Regions from separate parts of the Homo sapiens genome. Here region 1 is linked to region 2. Evidence: read pairs that join two places in POLR2A ChIA-PET (ENCODE). Cell type or tissue: IMR-90. All regions are shown on one strand. Each heading gives the region's core, and the rest is flanking DNA. Links, peaks and the distances in the headings are about the cores only. Region 1 overlaps PTPRS (protein tyrosine phosphatase receptor type S). Region 2 has its middle 4.6 kb from the start of PTPRS-AS1.

Region 1 (2,904 bases), core at 314-2,813, 96 kb before region 2:
CCCGGGAGGCGGAGGCTGCAGTGAGCTGAGATTGCGCCACTGTACTCCAGCCTGGGTGACACAGGGAGACTCCATCTCAAAAGAAAAAAAAGAAAGGCCCCGTGCTTTTTAAAGCTCTGCTGCTGGCCACATGCCGTGGCTCACACCTGTAATGCCAACACTTCGGGAGGCCAAGTCAAGAGGATCACTTGAGCCCAGGAGTTTGAGACTAGTCTGGGCAACATAGAGACCCCATGCCTCACTGTCCAAGTCTCTACAAAAAGAAAAATGTAAAACTTAGCCTGGTGTAATGGGGCCTGCCTATAGTCCCAAGTACTTAGGAGGCTGAGGCAGGAGGATCGCCTGAGCCTCGGAGTTCAAGGCTACAGTGGGCTATGATCATGCTACTGCACCCCAGTCTGGGTGACAGAGCAAGACCCTGTCTCTAAAAGGGGGGTGGGGGGGAGGGGGAAGAAAAGATAAAAGCTCGCTATTGTGGTCTGGAAAGTCTTAATACTTTTCTAACAAGAGACCCCACAATTTCATTTGCGTGGGTCCTGGATCCCATCCTGCTGGGGGATGGAGGAAGGAGCGGGGGCGGAGTCAGGCCCACCGTGGCCCGCCCTGCTCTTCCTAGCAGATAATTTTGCCCTGACCTTTCCCAGGCTGGGACAGAACAACCTGCCTTCTCTTGCCCCAAGCCAGCCTGCACTCTGAGCACTCAGGGTATTAAAAGGACAAGCTGTGAAGCCATCAACTGCCCGGTCCCCCGGAGTCTGGGAAAAAAATGCCCCCTGCGCCCATCCACACTCTTTTTTTTTTTTTTTTTTTTTGAGATGGAGTTTTGCTCTTGTTACCCAGGCTGGAGTGCAATGGCGTGATCTTGGCTCACTGCAACCTCCGCCTCCTGGGTTCAGGCAATTCTCCTGGCTCAGCCTCCTGAGTAGCTGGGACTATAGGCGCCCACTAGCACGCCCAGCTAATTTTTGTATTTTTAGTAGACACAGTGTTTCGCCATGTTGGTCAGACTGGTCTTGAACTCCTGACCTCAGGTGATCCACCTCCTCAGCCTCCCAAAGTGCTGGGATTATAGGCGTCAGCCACCGTGCCGAGCCCACACCCTTTTTCTCTCTCCTCTCCGGCTGCCTGGAAGGGCCTGCTTGGGCTGGGAGCTCATTCTTCCTGCTGGGGCCCGGGGCCTTGGATACCCTGACCCGATCCCACCCACCTTGCCACCAGCCCTGAGCTCCGGGCACCTCCGGCCAGTCCCTGGCAGTTGGTGGGGGACCATCTGGACTGCCAGGGCCACTCCCTGCCTTCCTCCTCCTCTGCCATCTGATTGTGGACCCCACACACGCCTCCTGCACTGTTGTTTTAATTAAACTCCGAGGAACTGGGCAGAGTGTGGTTCGCGATGTACGTTTTTGTTTAATTAGGTGTTCTCGGTAGCGTCAGGCGGCCGAGACCTCCCCCTGCACCCTGGCTGGCTGCTGTCCACACACGCTTATGGGGACCCCTGCGGGGCCACATACACACGGGAATTGCTCACGTGTGGACACGTGGGCACGGGCAAGCGTGAGCACATACATGCGGCACACATGTACCCACGCATGAATGAAATACAGGGTTCCCTCGTAGGCACACGAGCATGCATAGACACACAGGGGGATGCCGACAGACCCAGCTGTGGGCACCAAGACCAATTGAGTGAGGCCCAGTCATTTTGGCCCTCATCTCCGATGATGTCATCAGTAGCCAATCAGAGCCACTTTCAAGGTCGTCCAGGTCCCTGGCCCAGGAAGGATGGACAAGAGGCCTGAACTGCCTCAGACGGCATCCAGCCATGCCCCCTTCAGGGCCCCGATGGGTTCAGACCTGGTTGAGTGGAGGGCTTTTGCAGCCGGTCCTGCTCAGCTTCTTCTGAGCTCAGCCAGGCCTGGGTTCAAATCCTTGCTACATGCTGGCTGTATGACCTGGGACAAGTGTGTGACTGCCTGTGCCTCCGTTTCCCCCTCTATGGAAAAGGCTTGGAGGAGATCACAGGTTCCGTTGCCTGCGCTGCGCCTGGGATGCTGTTAGTGCTCAGGGCTTTCCACTGGGGCTTTTCCCATCCAAGCAGTGACCCCCGAGCTGGAACTGCCGCTCTCTCGTAATCCTGGGGAGGCAGGGATTGATTCTGGCTTCCCCTCCCTGGATCCTGCCCACCTCTCCCTTGCCCCATCTTGGCCTCCTGCCCTCCTGCTGCTTGCCTGGGGCTCAGTTTCCTCCCAAGATGGTGGCCTCCTGCCCACCTCTGTCCACGGCCACCCACCCCTGAGCCCCATGTCCCATCTGGGCCTTTGTAAGCAAATACATGTGTATTCTTTAAACAAACAGAAACATTGTCTACGCCAGGAAGCAGCACACTTTTTCTCCAGACCACCAGGAAGTAAATATTTTTGGCTCTACAGGCTGGACGGTCTCTGTCGCAGCAACAACCCAAAACTCTGCCATTGTGTTGGAAAAGCTGAGAAACGAATGGGCGTGGCTGTGTGCCAATAAAACTTTATTTAATTAATTAATTAATTTATTTATTTATTTATTTTGAGATGGAGTCTTGCTCTGTCGCCCAGGCTGGAGTGCAGTGGCGCGATCTCTGCTCACTGCAAAGTCCGCCTCCCGGCTTCACGCCATTCTCCTGCCTCAGCCTCCCGAGTAGCTGGGACTACAGGTGCCCGTCACCAAGCCCGGCTAATCTTCTTTGTAGTTTAGTAGAGACGGGGTTTCACCATGTTCACCAGGATGGTCTCGATCTCCTGACCTCGTGATCCACCTGCCTCGGCCTCTCAAAGTGCTGGGATTATAGGCGTGACCCACTGTGCCCGGCTGATAAAACTTTATTAATAAATACAGCTACAGGGCTGTTTTTGCGGCCCTTTACCCCCT
Region 2 (2,904 bases), core at 178-2,677:
CTTAACTGGGTATGGTGGTGGGTGCCTGTAGTCCCAGCTACTTGGGAGGCTGAGGCAGGAGAATCACTTGAACCCGGGAAGCGGAGGTAGTAGTGAGCCGAGATCGCGCCACTGTACTCCAGCTTGGGCGACAAGAGTGCGATTCCGTCTCAAACAAAACAAAAAAACTTTGTTTTGGGGGCCACAGAGTAACTTGGGGAGGGTGGGTGGGGTCAGTCCAGAAAGGCGACCAGCTTGGGGAGCAACCAGAAAGGGCCCTTGCTACCCAAACACAGTTTGCTCGGGAACCACAAATCCCACACTGCTTTATTCAGCAAAGACCGCCCACATTTATCTTCTCATCTTCCAGTGAAGAAAACGACAGACATTACAGCAGCTCCATCACCCTCATCAGCTGTAGGACAAGCTGGACCGTGGTGACGAGACTTTGCTCTTTTCCCTTGGAAGGATGTTGGCATTCCTGGAAAAAGGTGCTTATACGTGTTTTGTTTGTTTGTTTGTTTTTTAGACGGAGTCTCGCCCAGGCTGGAGTGCAGTGGCTCAATCTCGGCTCACTGCAAGCTCCGCCTCCTGGATTCACGCCATTCTCCTGCCTCAGCCTCCCGAGTGGCTGGGACTACAGGTGCCCGCCACCACGCCCGGCTAATTTTTTGTATTTTTAGTAGAGACGGGGTTTTACCGTGTTAGCCAGGATGGTCTCGATCTCCTGACCTCGTGATCCGCCCGCCTCAGCCTCCCAAAGTGCTGGGATTACAGGCGTGAGCCACCGCTCCTGGCCTGTTTTTGTCTTTTTTTTTTCTTTTGAGATGGAGTCTCGCTCTGTTGCCCAGGTTGGAGTGCACTGGGGCAATCTTTGCTCACTGCAACCCACACCTCCCAGGTTCAAGCAATTCTCGTGCCTCGGCCTCCTGAGTAGGTGGGATTGCAGGCACGCGCCATCACACCCGGCTAATTTTTATATTTTTAGTACAGATGGGGTTTCACCATGTTGGGTCTCAAACTCCTGACCTGGTCAGGCTGGTCTCAAACTCCTGACCTCAAGTGATCCACCTCCCTTGGCCTCCCAGAGTGCTGGGATTACAAGCCTGAGCCACCATACCCAGCCCTCACAAGCATTTTTGAAACATGAGTTTTGAGATGATATTTCTTTGTGACATCAATAACACCACCCACACCCACAGCGGTTATTTCAGGCTTGTGTCGTGGGGAGGTTTTCAGTTACTAGCACAGCCTGGGGCCATCCCTTTGGAGCTGACAGTCTTAACTCTGAGGACAAACTGGGGTTTCTGGAAAAGAATGAAGCTTTTGCACAAATGGCTCAGTCACCAAGGGTGTGACCTTTCGCTGATTCATCATGATTTTCTTTTCCTGTTGGAGACAGAAATGGATGATTCACTGTGGAGTATATTTAAAAATTCGATCTAAATGCTTCCGATAAGATTATTTGCAGGATTTAGAAAATTTTTATTTTATTTATTTTAAGACAGGATCTTGCTCTGTCACCCAGGCTGGAGTGCAGTGGTGTGATCATAGCTCACTGCAGCCTTGAACTCCTGGGCTCAAGCGATCCTCCCGCCTCAGCCTCCCAAGTAGCTGGGACTCAGGCATGCACCATCACGCTCAGCTAATTAAAAAAAATTTAGTACAGACAGTCTTGCTATGCTGCCCAGGCTGACCTCAACCTCCTGACTTCAAGTGATCCTCCCTCCTCAGCTCTGTGAAGTATTGGGGTTACAGGTGTGAGCCCCATCACTCTCTTTTTTTTTGGAGACGGAGTCTCACTCTGTCATCCAGGCTGGAGTGCAGTGGCGTGATCTTGGCTCATTGCAACCTCCACCTCCTGGGTTCAAGCTATTCTCCTGCCTCAGCCTCCCAAGTAGCTGGGACTACAGGCGCCCGCCACCACATCCGGCTAATTTTTTGTATTTTTAGTAGAGACGGGGTTTCACCATGTTAGCCAGGATGGTCTCATCTCCTGTCCTTGTGATCTGCCCTCTTCAGCCTCCCAAAGTGCTGGGATTACAGGCGTGAGCCACCGCACTCGGCTTTCTTTCTCTCTTTTTTTTTTTTTTTTTTTTTTGATACGGAGTCTCACTCTTGTTGCCCAGGCTGGAGTGCAGTGGTGCAGTGGTGCAATCTGGGCTCACTGCAACATCTGCCTCCCAGGTTCAAGCGATTCTCCTGCCTCAGCCTCCCAAGTAGCTGGGATTACAGGCATGTGCCACCACACCCGGCTAATTTTGTATTTTTAGTAGAGACAGGGTTTTACTATGTTGGTCAGGCTGGTTTTGAACCCCTGACCTCAGGCGATCTGCCCACTTTGGCGTCCCAAAGTGCTGGGATTACAGGCATGTGCCACGACATGAGGCCTTTTTTTTTTTTTTTTTTTAAAGACAGGGTCTCATTCTTTCGCCCAGGCTGGAGTGCAGTGGTGTGATCGTAGCTCACTGCAGCCTCAAACTCCTGGGCTCAAGTGATCCTCTTATCTCAGCCTCCTGAGTAGCTGAGACTACAGGTGCCCACCACCACGCCCAGCTCACTTTTTGATTTTTTGGTAGAGACGAAGTCTTACTCTGTTGCCCAGGCTGGTCTTAAACTCTTGGCCTCAAGTGATCCTCCCGCCTCAGCTTCCTCAACCGTTGGAATGCCAGGCATGAGCCAGCACACCTGACCTGGTTTTTCTCATTTATCAACATCAAACGTAAGAGAAGAAAAAGCTGGGTGTGACCCCTGACCCAGATCTCAGCAACTGACGCTGAGCTAGATGGATGTAGAAACGCAAAAGATTAAACATCAAATCAACCCTCTCACTGACGGGAAATGGCCATCGTGGAATTTAAAAAATAGTATGTTTCAAGACAGTTCTGACAAAAGGCTTTTAATCCAATGAGAGTATACTCAACC

The links. Peaks named below come from ENCODE experiments on the same cell type or tissue, not always from the same donor. Only the 100,000 strongest peaks of a DNase experiment are listed, where the experiment ranks them.
Region 1: POLR2A ChIA-PET joins it to region 2 with 12 read pairs; 4 of 35 experiments call an interaction of 5 or more read pairs at or near these places.

What each region holds. Positions count from the first base shown.
Region 1 is chr19:5,267,830-5,270,733 of GRCh38, reverse strand. The region is part of intron 4 of PTPRS (protein tyrosine phosphatase receptor type S); the gene reads left to right. Among named protein-coding and RNA genes, the nearest start is that of PTPRS, 72 kb to the left of the region's middle. RefSeq lists an enhancer at 1,322-1,822. In IMR-90, for the core only: no CTCF peak of the experiment used is centred there; no DNase peak of the experiment used is centred there.
Region 2 is chr19:5,171,687-5,174,590 of GRCh38, reverse strand. No RefSeq gene overlaps it. Among named protein-coding and RNA genes, the nearest start is that of PTPRS-AS1, 4.6 kb to the left of the region's middle. RefSeq lists a silencer at 455-646 and an enhancer at 728-1,927. In IMR-90, for the core only: no CTCF peak of the experiment used is centred there; a DNase peak (open chromatin) is centred at 1,260; H3K27ac peaks cover 362 bases.